Linked DNA regions of Homo sapiens: region 1 is linked to region 2. A link is a loop called in an ENCODE intact Hi-C map of the cell type or tissue named here. Cell type or tissue: GM12878. All regions are shown on one strand.

The links. Peaks named below come from ENCODE experiments on the same cell type or tissue, not always from the same donor. Only the 100,000 strongest peaks of a DNase experiment are listed, where the experiment ranks them.
Region 1: a loop joins it to region 2, with 1.9 times the contacts of the local background. A loop is called at or near these places in 2 of 110 quality-filtered maps.

Annotation. Positions count from the first base shown.
Region 1 is chr13:101,702,393-101,710,392 of GRCh38, forward strand. It overlaps ITGBL1 (integrin subunit beta like 1), which reads left to right. Exons shown (of 11, transcript NM_004791.3): 9 at 4,364-4,510. Among named protein-coding and RNA genes, the nearest start is that of FGF14, 210 kb to the right of the region's middle. RefSeq lists an enhancer at 5,557-6,081. In GM12878, no CTCF peak of the experiment used is centred here; a DNase peak (open chromatin) is centred at 4,520.
Region 2 is chr13:101,623,351-101,631,350 of GRCh38, forward strand. The region is part of intron 7 of ITGBL1 (integrin subunit beta like 1); the gene reads left to right. Among named protein-coding and RNA genes, the nearest start is that of ITGBL1, 170 kb to the left of the region's middle. In GM12878, no CTCF peak of the experiment used is centred here; a DNase peak (open chromatin) is centred at 3,781; H3K4me3 peaks cover 825 bases; H3K27ac peaks cover 1,420 bases.

The DNA.
Region 1 (8,000 bases), 79 kb after region 2:
TGACCAATTTAGTTTTATATTGCTCTTCTTTAGTGTTTTAAAGTGAAAGATTACATCACTGATTTTATATTTTTCATTGCTTCTGATTGCATTCATGCTGTAAATTTCTTTCCAAGTATTACTCTTGCTGTATCCTACACATTTTCATAATATGTATTTTCATTTTCCATATAGTACTAATTAAATTTGAAAAAAAAAGGCAGAAAACAAAAAAAAGACAGAATATTTTTCTATGCAATACAGATTAAATGATTTCAGTTGTGTCAAATTGTGATAATTCTTACCAACCTAGGGTCAGTAAGAAACATGAGCATTTGAGAAGTTCATAGCCCAATTGAGCTGGTACTAGAAGCTCTCTTTCTCTTCATTTTTGGTTTCTTGTACAACAGATTCTCTGCCTTCAAAGATGGACAACTTTTTATTTAACTCTTTAAGGACATCTGGACTTTAAGTGGACTTTGGTTTTCATGGAGAAGTAAAGATGTACTCAATTTAACAATTATTCATTGAGTAGATAGGGGCGTAGGGGTGCCAGTTTTCTAACTTGGCTCTACTCTACAGTTTGATTTGTGGGTAAAAATGAGAAAGATGTTTTGAAAAAGACAATTTCAATCTCCTCCAAGTTTTTGAAGATCCACTGTGTCTCAGGCATTGTGTTAGGCACTCTGAAGACTACAGTGCTGACAGAAGTAATACTCAGAAAATTCATAGTAGAGTAGTGGATTCATTTGACACATAACTATATACCATGAGATGGAAGTCAAAAAAGTTCCACAGGAGGTAAAAAAAAAAAAATAAGGTATTACAGAAATTCAGAGGAGAGACAATGAGTCTCACTTAGGGATATTAGGTAAATCTTCACAGAAGGGTAGTCGCTTTTTGCTGAGCTTTGAAAATTACTCAGAACCTGAATGTGTATAGTAAGGGAAAGGTACTTCTACCTCTGCAAAAACATGAGGTCAGAAAAGCATGACAAATGTGCAGGAAACAATGAATGGGCCAGTTTGGTTAAAGGGAGAAGAGAAGGAATACAATTGGAAATGTAGCTTCTGTTTTTCAAGAAGCTAAAACATAACAAAGGCTAGAGTAGGTAAACTCTATGCCATGAGTATTAGGAAGTTATACGGGACTAAATATCAAGGCAAGTTGTGCTGTAGGAATCTACGAGCCAGAGTATTGGAGAGACATGACAGGAAGTTTTTTCCAACGTTGTGATGGTGATGTAAGTGGGAATGTTGGAGGTGGTTTCAACAAGACTTGACAACAAGCTGGATGAGGGCAGTAAGGGAAATTCAAATGAGACTCAAAACATCATGAACTGGTTGATTGAAAGGATAGCTGTTACATTAAAAGAAATGAGAAAGACAAGCAGCTTTTGGAAAGAAAATCATATATGGATGTAGGAGATCGGTCAGGGTGGTGGGAAAAATTGTAGAAGATGCAAACCTTCTTGGAAGGCTGGAAGATTTTACAAAAGCTTTGGAAAAGGATTTGGCTGAAGGCAGCCAGATTCTCTTATCTGGTGAAACTAATCTAAATAAGTAAGTTAACATAGGCCTTGGAACCTGGGCTTTGATCATCTGAGTGCAGGACTACTCTCTCTGGGGAGGGGAGGGGACGGGAGAGACCATGTAAATTGCCCACAAGTGTGTTGACTCAGAGCCTTTGTGATTAAATCTATACTGAATAAATGCCTGCAGTGCCAGCTTGTCAGGGCCACGGCTGCTGACTCTTTACAGCACCCTCCTTGGTGTCTGGTGTCTGTGAGCAGCCTGGTCCCCTAGCCCACTCTTTCACTGGATACCTGTGTCTGGGTGCATTTGTTCATCCGTTGTTCCACCAGGGTCTATGGGTCGGACCCTGCCTATGTAGCTCTGGAGGTATTAAGTGGGGATGCTAATAGAACACAAAGTGTGGAATCATGAAAGGGGAATGTAGGAGAAAATCAGGGGCTGGAGATACAGCCCTGTGGTCTTGGCAGTTATCTGAAAGCCCAAAATTTAATGGATTTTTCAAGAAAGAAATTATGGAGAGATTAAAAAAGATGATTAAAGATAAACATTGGGTGAATACCTGCACTTATTCATTCAGTAAAAAAAAAAAAAAAAAAAGTAGAAGAATAAATAGAGACAAAGGAGGAGTGTTGAATGAGGCCAAGAGAATTTTGTGGCATGCCAATAGAGAAGAGACTTGCAAGGAGAGAAAGTGCCTGTGAATATCAAATATATACCTTCAAATGATGTGGTGGTTGAAAGAGACAAGAATTAAGAAATCCTGCTGTGTCTCACTTTCTAAAGTGAAATATAGAAGCAAAGCAACACATTGGGAAGAGTGTAGACATTGGAATCAGAGGAACTAGAGTCAGTTCCGATCTGGCTGAGCCAATTATCGGTCACATGTTTACATGCATGCTACTTTTAAACTTTAATGGTTTCAGTTTTTGGGTTTTTTGTTTGTTTCTTTGTTTGTTTTTACTTTGCATGTAAATCAAGCTAGGTGAAAAAGACCACAATTACCTCATTTATTTGTTTATTTATTTACTTTTTTCCTTTTTTGCTAACCTGTGTGACAAGAACAGTCATTAGCCTTAGAAAGTGCCAGAGCACTTGCTGATTGAGTGCATGTTAAAGGTATGGCAGCGACATTTTTCTTGCAGATTTAGTAGTCCCCCATTCGTATCCGATGTTTTTCCCAGAATATTTTTTAAAAGAATGTCAGACATTCCTAGTATCCTGTCTTTCTTTCAGGATCCCAATTTTCTCCAGGGGAGCAACATATGCTGGATTAAAAAACCGCTCTCCCAGACCTTCTCTGGCTGTTAGGAGGCACTTGTTGCATGGCCTGTGAGGTAGGGATGTGGTATAACCCAGGGAAAATCTCTCTTATTTAATTTAAAAAGCAAAAAAAAAAAAAAAAACAACAACAACAAAAAAAAATAGTTTTCCAAGAAACCCTCTCCAGGAGACTTCTGCTTACCTCTCAGTGATCAAAAACCTTTTCACCACAGTTACTTACCACGTCCTACCGATCCGCATTCTCGCAAGTGTCCTTCACTCCATTTACTCTACTGCATTTTTCACTGTATTTCTCATGCCAAAACTTGGGCTTCTCCACCAGTCTGCACACGTTCATGCTCTCAATTCTCACAGCCATCTATTTCATTCTCCACTAAACTGTTAGAGGGATTTCTGTAGAAATTAAAGAAATTCCTATCACTCCTAAAAAAAAAAGAAAAAATAATTATAATAATTAATTGCAAACCATTAAGCATTGGTTACTCATCCTCCCTGTGGAGAGCTGAATGGAGGGGGAGCAGATGGAGCAAGGTTCACTCCTGAGGGTCCTGCCAGAGCAAATGGTCAGGAGAGAACGGTGTCAACAGCTTCAGAGAGGCTAATCAGTGTGAATGATGAGCGTATCTGTCCCTGGGAGAAGAGCAGGGACCACTTTGTCCATGGTGCTTGATTTTGTATCCCCTAGTGCATAGCAAAATGCTCTGTTGATAACAGATACTCAGTAACTCTTCGCTAGGCAAATAGTTGATTCAGAGAGACCCTGCTGTAAGGTAATGCACATATCAGGAAAAGGAATAAAGGGTCGAGCGGAAACTGAAATGGAAGAAATTGAAATGGAATATCATGCAATCTAATGGTGTGTTGGTGGCAGGCAATAAACAGGTGTACATCCTGGTATATAGCTGTCACAAATACAATGTTACATATATACCAAAAGATAAACATCTGAAAAACCAGGAACCAATGTCAGGAACCAAACCAAAAAAAATGTGCCAAACATGAATCCAAGCTAATGTTAATTTTTATGCAATAATAGAGAGACACCATTACTTCCACTTGTATCTGTTGTTATTTGTAAGCAGAGAGGTATACAGATAAACTAATATAGTACCAAATGCCATTTGTATGAAAGTTACCCTTTTGTTTTATTAGTAAGCAATAGGAGAACAATCAATAAATACTGCCACCAGTGGTAATGTGACTAGCCTTGCAAATTGGTCTGGATGGCATGGTGTGTGCAATGAAGAATAGCGCTAAGACTCCATACTGATAAAAATGCAAATGAAGAAGTATTTTCTATCAAGAAAGGTGGTATAATTCCATTTAAAATTATTGCAAGATTTCTTTCTCTCAAGTCATCTCCTATGCTACATTCAAATTTATTATGTTAAGCTAGAACTCTGTTGTAAGTTCTTTCAAACAATTACATGCCAAATTGACTATGCATAAAGAAGAATGTGTTGGATGGGAAATGAGATCCTATGGTTTACACATTTCTTTCTTAAAACTCTCTGCTTCAGCTGGTTATTTCCTCATCCTCTCACTCCTTTCCTGTGGTTGCTTCACAGGCCACGGCACATGTTCCTGTGGTCGCTGTGTTTGTGAGAGAGGATGGTTTGGAAAGCTCTGCCAACATCCGCGGAAGTGTAACATGACGGAAGAACAAAGCAAGAATCTGTGTGAATCAGCAGATGGCATATTGTGCTCGGGGAAGGGTGAGTATCTCTGCTGGTGCCTGGACTCCATTCCTGTTCTGACACATGATTTGTAGAACAGCATGTAGCAACTGTCTTTCCCAGACTGAACTTTGCATGAAAGCAAACCACTATGTCCTCTGCTGTCCCCAACTTGAAGCTTGAAGATTAACCAAATGAAGTTTTGGATCTAAGAAAATGAAATGCGTGTGAGAGGATTCATGCAAAAATATCCTTGTATGCAAAGTTATTGCTGAATGAAATAGAATTAATACTTTTATCAAGAAATTAGGACAACAAAATATACCAGATACTAAATGGACCCAAAAATGGGGAAAAAAGGCAAAAGAATGATTATTGGGCTCACCTCTGAAACAACACAGCTCAGAACTACAGAAAAGTAATCACAAGCATCTGAGCTGCCCAAAGATATGACTTTGGGAACTTCTGGGGCTAAATTATTTAGCTGTATGTGGAGCAGGGGAAGATTGAAGGTGTGAGAAGACATAAAAGGAGACAAAATATTTAATTTAGTTTAATTTTTTTAAAAAGGAAAGAAAAGCTATGGGGGAGGGGTAGTATCCCACAAGTCTGATGGAATTTTCTTTGCCCTAAAAATCACCAATTGTTCCAAGTAAACATGTGCAGCCTGATATAAGAAAATAGGTAATTGTTCGGTTGGGCACCGTGGCCCATGCCTGTAATTCTAGCACTTTGGGAGGCCAAGGCGGGTGGATCACTTGAGGTCAGGAGTTCTAGACCAGCCTGGCCAACGTGGTGAAAAATACAAAAATCTACTCTATTAAAAAAAACACAAAAAAATTAGCCAGGCATTGTGGCTCACACCTGTAATTACAGTTACTTGAGAGGCTGGGGCAGGGGAGGAGCTTAAACCCAGGACGTGGAGGTCGCAGTAAACTGAGATCACACCACTGCACTCCAGCCTGGGCAACAGAGCAAGACTCCATCTCCCAGAAAAAAAAAAAAAAAAGGTAATAATTAAACAAAGAAAACAAAAGCCTGCCAAATGGTTATAACCTACAAGTTGGTTGAATAGAAGCCACCAACCCAATAAAACATTTGCCATGGAAACATATTAAAGGAAAAAGCAAGCCTTCTCCATCTCCCATCCTACACACATGCAAACACACACACACACACACACACACACACACACACACACACACATACACACAAATTGGAAGAGGATTCCCCTGAGTAAAGAATGCTAATAGATTAAATTTTGAACACCTTGATTTTGATGTTTCTGTATACTATTCTTGAAGGGACTTTAAAATCCTGCCATTGTAATGCATATGGCATCATCTAGAAAGCTGTTGTGTTCTTCTTTGCTAGTGACTAGGAAGACACAGGGAGCCTGAAAGATTCTCACCTCATGTCTGGGGAGCAGCGCTTCAAAGAAACTGAAGTTAGGGGCTTCCCAGCTCTCCTCTTCAGCTCAGTATCCTCTTTACACCACAGACACACTTTTTTTTTTCTGACAAGGCACAGCTCTGGCTGAAGCTTCATTTACCCTCAAAACCTCTGCTGGTCAGGATGACCAGGTAAATAATTTTCTGAAGAAGACAGCAAAGCAAAAGTGTGCTAGAGACACTGAATCCTGTTGCCAAAGAACCACACCAGTGAGGCTGCCACACACGAAGGAAGGAGGTCTCTGAAGCAAGATGTGCCGTGTGTCCCCTAAACAGTAGCTTTTGTTTTGCCTCGTATGCAAGACCAATGCTATCAAGTTGAAAGAGACTTTTTGGCAGAACTTCAGACATCAAAGAGGATGGATGCTGTGACTATCTGTGGTGCCAAGAAGGGGGATGAAAATGAATGCAGATGTATTCACTTCAATAGATGACAGTGTCCTTGGTTTCCAGGAGTTCTGTGTTCAACACTTGTATTTACAATGCTCAGGCAAGGAGGCCATGCCATCAACCTAATGTCATTACAGCAGGCAGGTGGAAAATGAGTTTAAAGCAATCGCTTTGTGCCTTGTTTGTTCTCTCACTAATTCAATCTAATCTCAAGCCCCAAACAGATCTTCCACCAGTTCTGTTCTCAGGGGGCTTCAGCCCCTAGAAACACCTACCTTGAATTCAAGCTGTGTTGGGACAACCAAAAAGAAGGAAAGGTTAAAAGGAAGAAAACAAGGGAAAGAATTGGGGAGAAGGAGATTAAGGAAGAAAAGCAGGAGGCCGGGCGCGGTGGCTCACGCCTGTAATCCCAGCACTTTGGGAGGCCGAGGCGGGTGGATCATGAGGTCAGGAGATCGAGACCATCCTGGCTAACAAGGTGAAACCCCGTCTCTACTAAAAATACAAAAAATTAGCCGGGCGCGGTGGCGGGCGCCTGTAGTCCCAGCTACTCGGGAGGCTGAGGCAGGAGAATGGCGTGAACCCGGGAAGCGGAGCTTGCAGTGAGCCGAGATTGCGCCACTGCAGTCCGCAGTCCGGCCTGGGTGACAGAGCGAGACTCCGTCTCAAAAAAAAAAAAAAAAAAAAAAAAAAAGAAAAGCAGGAAAGGAGGCAGGGATGGAATTAAACTGCAAGAGAGAAGTAGGAGAGAATAAAAGAGATGTTATCAGAGGGGAATGATCTGTGTATAAAAAGATACTGAGAATGAATCGTTTTTGAATTAGATTTTTTTTTCCTCTGAGCATGGCTTCAGACATAGAGCACTTAAGTTTAGATACTTTTTTACTTGGTTTTCTGTAATGGCATTGTCACTGGGATAAGAATAGAAGCTTTTCACAGAAGCTCTACTGAAAAAGATACCCATACATATTAAAACACTAGTGTGCTTATTTATATTTGTTTATTTTAAGAGTCAACTATTGTTTGTGTTTGTGTGTTTACTACGCTCACTATTGAATCATTAACACTTTCCATAAGCGGGTCTTCCCTAAGACCTGTCCAACTGCGAGTACAGGAAGAACACACAAAGCCATACCCTCCAGGGTAACAAATAGCAGTCTTCCATTTCCTAAACTGAAGGTCATGTAACAAGAGTTGTTTCTTCTCAGAAAATAAATATGCTTATGAAAGTCATTACAGCCCTAGGAAAGATTCTCATCTTTCAGCATCATAAATGTAGAAAATACAAAGAAAAAAATAGGTTGACTAAATATTGACTCAAAGGCATTTCCTGAAAACAAAACAAAACAAAGCCAAAGAGTCCCTCTAGCTAATGCCTTTGCAAATTGTTTGCTTTGGGAGGTGGCGATATATTCAGAGATCAATGAAGGGTTGAAAGCATATTTGTGTAAACTATTTGTTTATCCTTCAATGGGTAGGGAGTTTGGGAGTCCTTAAACTTAAAAGGGAATATGAAAGCTGCCTCAAGGCTGCACATTTTGACATTCATGTTAGTGGACCGGCCTCCGGACTGTTGGCAGCAGCTGATCGTGATCTCCCTTCTTTTCCCCTTTTATGGAGACATCAATGCTGGATTATCGATGACGAAAGGGGATAAAACCAGGATCATGGAACTGTGATCTATGATA
Region 2 (8,000 bases):
AAAAGTCATAAAAATGTTTGTGAAATAAAATCAAGTTTCATATCTTTGTGTACTGAAATTAGTTTCTTATTCCTACCCAATTATCTAACATACAATTGTCATTTTGTTATGAGATACATACACTTCTCATTACACATGGAGAAGCATTATGTCATTATTTTTATAAAAGGCTGATAAATACAGTTGTTCCTTCATGTATGGCTCCCATACAGATTCCTGGTAAGATGATTCTATAAAATTATATAACTCAAATCTCCTGTTGACTTTCATCTGAGGACAGGCAGTGGGTTCACCGTGAGTCACTGTAGTTCAAAGATGTAAAGAAATCTGTTGTAATCACACTTAACCTTCGCAGAGCACAAATTTAAAGGGAGACTCATGATTTAAAAGTGGACAATTAACAAATGACCTTTCTCCTTCACATTAGGTGAGATCATCAGGGCAGTGTGGTAAGTAGTCTGACTGTAGAATATTTTAAAGGAATGAAAGTTTTTTTGGGTATACCTTCTGGCCTTCTGGGCCTGTTTTTGGCCTTCTGGCCCTGTTTTAAATCCCATTTTTAAAAACCCTATTGCTTAAAACAGCTAAAAGAACAAATTTTGTAAGCATTCCATTAGACTGGCTAAACATCTCCCCCCACCCAGTTTACAATGTATACAATCTCTTATATTCATGTGGCTTAGTGATTTGTACAGGATGACCTAAAGCCACCAGGATTCCTGGAGATATGCTTAGATGTTTACTAGGTTGCTTTGGAGAGTGAGAAGAAATCTGGGCTTGTTGAGCTTTACCTACCCTACCTACTGCTTTCTCTGGGCAAATTCACTTACATATGTTTTATTTAGCATGGATCTGTTAATACTTTCATTTGGAATGAAATGTTTCTGCCGGTTTCTTTCTGTTCTTGTGCAAATGTGAAAACTATTGCTTTAGCGAAAGCAAACACCGTTACTTCCTGAATCACAGCTCCCTCCAAACCACTCCTCTCCAGATAAACATTTATGTTTTATGCCCCAATAACTACACTTCCTTTTATTTTCCCTGCTCTGAGCCTTGAAGTGTTCACCTGAAAGCATTTTAAAATAGTCTGTAATTCCAAAGGAAATGAAGTAATTGTCCATGGAAGGGAGGTGAGGACTCAGGATACAGATTGACCTGGGGTTGCTCATGAATTGAGACCAAAAGAAAAACAGAGGTAGAATAAAATGAAAGGGAGAAGAGCTCAGTGAACATCTGTGCTTTCTCTTTGCCGAGTCCTGACACAGCGCTCACTACCCCTCTGCATTTTATCCCTGTCACCATTTGGAGAATCAGGCAGGAAGGCCCAGCATCAGGGATTTCCTCTCCCTTCAAATTCTGGTCCCTGCAACCAGCTGGAGCCACCCACAGATTCCCTTTGTTGATGAGTGCTTCCGGAAGGTGAAGGAGAACCTCCCCATCAGGGGGCTGCAATGTTCCAAACTGCAGCATCATTCATGACGTGGCTAACATTTACCTTCATTTTCGTAGGGGGTGGAGAAAGGTATTTTTTTATAGTAATAAAATACAATCTGTGAATTCTGCCATATACCAAATTAAAAGAGGTTTTGCGGTACAGCTTTCCATGGAGACAAGGAACAGGTAATTATTCAGAGATAATGCTTCTGAAACAGAACATTGTCAGTATATAATGGTTCCCTGCCGGTAGATAAATGCAGAGGCAAAGACAGCATATTTATTTTTTAAAGCAAGAGACATTCAGTGATGCAATTGCAACTCTTGAAATTACCTTTCCTGTTTTACCAGATGAAAGGTTGTAGATTTAATCATCATGCCTGATGGAGCACTGGTGTCACAAAGTGACAGAAATAAGCCCAGTGACAGCAGCCCTGCTGTGTACAGATTGACTTAGTAAACACTCTTGGCACAGACTTTAGCCGTTGAGGAACTTCTTAGTTATAAATGGGTGGATTCTCCATATAGCTGCTCAAATTCTAAATTCATTATATTCCTGCCAGTTAAGCCTTCGTATGTCTTTGCTTTGCCAATGAAAACTCAGCCGGCCAGGAACAAATCATATACAGACTTAATTTGAATTCAAGGGATGATATTGCTTCTTCTGTAGGTTAAGGGTTGCAGTGGTAGCTCGATAGTTGTGTAACTACACTGCACTGCAAGGGCTCATCAGGTCCCACTCAGTATTTTATTTCTAATAATAGTAATGGCTAATTTTTTTTTTTGAGATGAAGTTTCACTCTTGTTGCCCAGGCTGGAGTACAATTGCACGATCTAGGCTCACCGCAACCTCTGTCTCCTGGGTTCAAGCGATTCTCCTGCTTTAGCCTCCTGAGTAGCTGGGAATACAGGAGCCTGCCATCATGCCCAGCTAATTTTTTGTATTTTTAGTAGAGACGGGGTTTCATCACGTTGGCCAGGCTTGTCTTTAACTCCTGACCTCAGGTGATCCACCCACCTCGGCCTCCCAAAGTTCTGGGATTACAGGCGTGAGCCACCGCACCCGGCCAGTAATGGCTAATTTTATTGAGCATTTAATGATGCGTTAGACACTGTTCTAAAGACTGCACATGTATTTTTCATCAACCCTATAATGTATTTTTAAAATGCGGTAGATTTCTCTTTTACCCAGGGAGAAAGGAGAACTTAAGGGAATGGCTTGGATCTGATCACATGGCTAATAAATGGTAGAACTTCGACTCATTGAGTTGATGGGCCTCTTAACCATTGTACCTTTGCTATTCAAAGTGTGGTTTGTAGACTAACGGTATCAGCATCAAATTGTATTTCAGATACAACTTCAGACCCAGTTAATCAGAATTTGCATTCTAAAGAGATCCCAGGTGATTTGTAGTCTTCATAGACAGTGTCTACAAACTTTTCTGGAATGCTTTTGCTATTTTAAAATGAAGATCACTACCACCCATGGATTTTTATAGCCTTTCTCATCATCTTTGATCTATTAAGCACTTTGAAAATTACACTACAATTTAATGGCACAGAAAAGAATGAGTTTTGTGGACATTTTAATTTTAGAAAAATGTCATTGTAAGTGAATAACAATTTTCTCCGAAATAAGCAGCTTACCTTAGAAGTTAGCTTGGGACTGATTGATGTGAGTCCCCGAGAGATAGCCCTTTTGCTGAATCAGACAGATCTTTCATCTATCTCTAAAAAGTACCATCTACTCCAGGAAACCTGGCAGTTTCTACTACCTTTATCTGCATTGCTTTGCTTGTGACAGTCCTTTGCATATATGATGGCCTTTTTCAGTGCTTTCTAAAGCTATTTTTAATACAAATGAAGGATTTGAATTTAAATTAAAATCCAGCTGCACACATTATTATTAAAGATAATTTCGTTGTGGAGAAAATCTAATCAGTAGATATTTTTATTGATGTTAATGTGCCAATTCTCAGACAATAGGAGTACATCTTTTTTTATAAAGAAATCATTTTAAAATTGATCCTAATTTCAGAAACCTTAAAATATGAAAACAACATTTTAGAGTTAAGGGTTTAGCTAATTAAATGTTTTCCAAATTTAATCTTAGTGTTTCTTCAATAGGGAGACACTGGTATATCTTAAAAAGAGCCCTGGACTAGGAGGCAGAAGATCTGAGTGAAATCCTGATTCAGACACTTATAGGCTGTATGACTTTGCGTAGGTCATTTAACCTTTTGGAGACTCCTTCATCTTGTCTGCAAATAAAGATAAAACACGAGAATTAAATAAGGATTGAAACTTGCGGTTTTCTGTTTCACTCATTTCTGTAACAGGTTTCATGTTTTACTTTCATTTTCACTGCTTCTCAAAGTGTAGTCTGAGTTATAAGATTCCTCTTTCATGTAATTTTTTTTTATATTTCTTACAAGTTTTTTTGGAATTATGACCACAGACCATAGCTTGTAGAAAACATGTGATATTTCAATGCTTTTTGTAATACACTTTATTTTTTAGTGCACTTTTAAGTTCACAGTAATACTGAACAGAAAGTACAGGGAGATCCCATATACTCCCTGCCCTCACCCATGCATGGCCTCCCCTGTCATCATCCCCCACCCCACCACAGTAGGTCTATTGGTTACAAGTCAGGAACCTACATTTACACAGCACTATCCCCCAAAGTAATTATTATAATTTACCTTAGGATTAACTCTTGGTATTGTATTTTCTATGTGTTTGGTAAATTTTATAATGACACGTACCCACCATGACAGTAACATATAGAGTAGTTTCACTGCCCTACAAATCCCCTGTGCTCCACCTGTTCACCCCTCTCTCCCTACAACCCCTGGCAAGCACGGATCTTTTTACTGTCACCATAGTTTTGCATTTTCCAGAGTGTCATACAGTGTGTAGGCTTTTCAGATTGGTTTCTTTCACTTACGAATATGCACTTAAGTTTTTTAAGTGTGTTTTGATGGCTTGAGAGCTCACTTCTTTTTATTGCTGAGTAATACTGCCTTGTCTGAATGTACCACTGTTTATTTAACCATTCACCTACTGAAGGACGTCTTGGTTGCTTCCAAGTTTCGGCAATTATAATGTAGCTGCTGTAAACGTTGGTTTGCAGGTTTTCATGTGGACATTAAGTTTTCAGTTCCTTTGGGTAAATAACAAGGAGTGTGATTGCTGGATCATATAGTATGTTTAGTTCAGTAAGAAACTGCTGAACTGTCTTCCAAAGAGGCTGTAGCATTTTGCATTCCCACCAGCAATGAATGAAAGTCTGTGTTTTCTCCACATCCTTGCCAGTGTTGGGTGTTTTCAGTGTTCTGGATTTGAGCCATTCTAACAAGCGTATAGTGGTATTTCATCGTTTTAATTTGCATTTGCCTGATGACAATATATAATATGAAACATCTTTTTATGTACTTGTTTGCCATCTGTATGTTTTCTTTAATAAGGCATCTGTTAAGATCTTTGGGCCATTTTTAAATTGTTTTTCTCTTATTGTTGAGTTTTAGGAGTTATTTGTATATTTTAAGTAACAGAACTTTATCAGATATGTCTTTTGCAAATATTTTCTCCTTGTCTATGACTTATCTTTTTGTTCTCTTGATATTTCTTTTCTTTTCTTTTTCTTTTTCTTTTTTTTTTTTTAAGACAAAGTCTCGCTCTGTCACCCAGGCTGGAGTGCAGTGGCATGATCTCAGCTCACTGCAACCTCTGCCTCCTGGGTTCAAGCAATTCTCCTGCCTCAGCCTCCCGAGTAGCTGGGACTACAGGCGTGCACCACCATACCCAGCTAATTTTTTTTTTTTTTGTATTTTTAGTAGAGACTGTGTTTCACCATGTTGTCCAGGATGGTCTTGATCTCTTGACCTCGTGATCCACCCACCTTGGCCTCCCAAAGTGCTGGGATTACAGGCGTGAGCCACCACACCCAGCCCTCTCTTGATATTTCAATGCTTTTTACATGATCTAGTATATGATGGATATCTCTATTTTTCATAAATGTTCTGTGGATAGTTTAGAGAAGGTTGATTAGAGTAAGAGGCAAAGTTGACATATTAAATAAATTATCCTTATTAATTATTTTGTTCTGAGTTATATAATACTGCTTAGACTTTCTCATAATAGTAATCAACTTCTCATCTGTTTCTAACAGTTTTTATGTCATATATATTGATAATGAGTGATATTGACCAAAAATTCATGACTTCACATATTCCTTAACATTCAAATTATAGAAAAAGAAAATCATATGACCTTTTTGTTTTGTTTAGTTGTTTTGTGTTAAATTCTGCTGAGTCTGAAATTTAGGCTACCATGCCGTTTTTCTATATGCTTGATAAATCTTTGACAACCCTTTACATTTTATTCTTCTTCATTCCTTTGAGTCAGATTTGTCACTTTGGGGCAGCATACACTTTGATTTATGATTTTGTTAATTTTTTACCTAATCTACAAATCTTTGCTGTAAGAGAGTAGGGATTAAAATATTTGAGTTTACTATCATAATTGACATATTTGATTTTATTCCTGCCAACTTATTTTATCCTTTCTTCATACCATTTTTAATTTTGTGTCTTCTTTCAATTATTTTATAAAATACACTGCATACAGTTTAATGCCCAATCCTTTGAAAATAAATATATATTTTTATTTATCCTAATGGTTACCTTATATTATTTTAAAAACATTGTCAGTATTCATTTTATATCAAGGTCTCAAATTTAATGGTGTCATTTGTTCTTCATCTATTTAAAATGAAAGATATAGCATTTTTTCAATTTTCCTCCCATCTTTACTCACTGGAAATTATTAGTATAAACTTTGCTTTTTATAACTAGGTAAATAAAATTTTAACTATTTTATAGTGCTTCTGTTTTAATCATTAATTTTGATATTTCCATTGAGTTGTATAACCGTATTTATAGTGGTCCTTAAATCCGACTACTATAGGAATTGATTAACGTAATATAGACAGCCCCATTTTCCAATTCTCCCATATTTTGAGCCCATTTATTTATTTATTCATTTATTTTTTGAAATAGAGTCTTGTTCTGTCACCCAGGCTGGAGTGCAGTGACACAACCTCGGCTCACTGCAACCTCTGCATCCAAGGTTCAAGCAATTCTCCTGCCTCAGCCTCCTGAGTAGCTGGGATTACAGGTGCCTGCCACCACGCCCGGCTCATTTTTTGTATTTTTAGTAGAGACGGGGTTTCATCATGTTGGCCAGGCTGGTCTTGAACTCCTGACCTTGTGATCCACCCACATTGGCCTCCCAAAGTGCTGGGATTACAAGCTTGAGCCACCGCGCCTGGCCTTATTTATTTTTTTGTTAAAATTTCAAAGTAAATTTTGAAAGAATTTTATTTGGACAATTTGTTTTCTAAAACCTTGAATACCTAAGATTACTTTTTCTATTGCCCTAACCATGAACACAGTTTACCTTTGTTATTTAAAATAAGTATTGTCATTCAATATTTATTTTGAAAATAAAATAAATGACAAATCATTCAATATTTTGAATGACAATATTTTCTTTCTCTCTAAATGCTCCATTTTTGCTGTTTTAATTGTAAGAAATCTGATCCTTTGTAGGTGGTCTACATGTATTTCTCACTTGTATATTTAAATTCTTTCATGATGTGAATCTCTTAATTGATCTACCCACAGAGCATGGTAAGTTGTTTCTAACTTCACATTGAGACCTGGTTTTAGGTACAAAATGTATACTTCAATGGTTTCTTCAACGTCACATCTGGTACTGTTGCACTTGATTTTTCTTAGAGAAGACCCATAACTCCTAGATTGGATAGTTCTACATCTATCATCATCTTCCAGTGATTTTCCCTTATTCATTTCCTATGCATTTTTGAAATACTTTTCAGTTTGTATTCCAAATCATTGTTAGATCTCCCCTGGTAAGTGCTGATCTGCATTGTTTTCAATGGCAAATTTAATTTTACAAGTGTACTTTTATTTTCTTTGTTGTTATCTCTTTCTTACCTGCTCCCTTGTAATCTTAGTTGCCTCTCTGTCTCTGTATGGCATTTTTGTTATTGTTTAATTGGAGCTATATCTTTTACTGCAATCAGTAAAGATAAAGACTTCTTTTAGTGTTTCTGCTAAAATAATTTTGAAGCATGTGTTCTGAATTCGACTTGTCGCTTTGCTGGTTCTGTAGCTCTATCTTATGCTCCAACTGATCAGACATATGTTGATCACTCTGTCCTCTTCTTGGAGATGTTCAGCACTTGTTGGTTAGTTAAAGACTCTGATATATCCTGCAGTAAGAAAAGTCTTTAACTCTGTCCAACCAATATTTCCTGAAATTAATTGATCCTGGAACTTTTCTCCCCATGAAACACCTTACAGAGCTACTGTTTCATGAAATCATATTTGATCGCAAATGGTTAAAAATATGTCGTCTTATAGTTAGTAAATATCTTGGGGAATTCTTTCACTGCTATGATTATACACTAATATTCATCTTCACCTTAAGGATAATTTATTTGATTTTCTATTTAATTGCAGTTTCTTTACAAATGA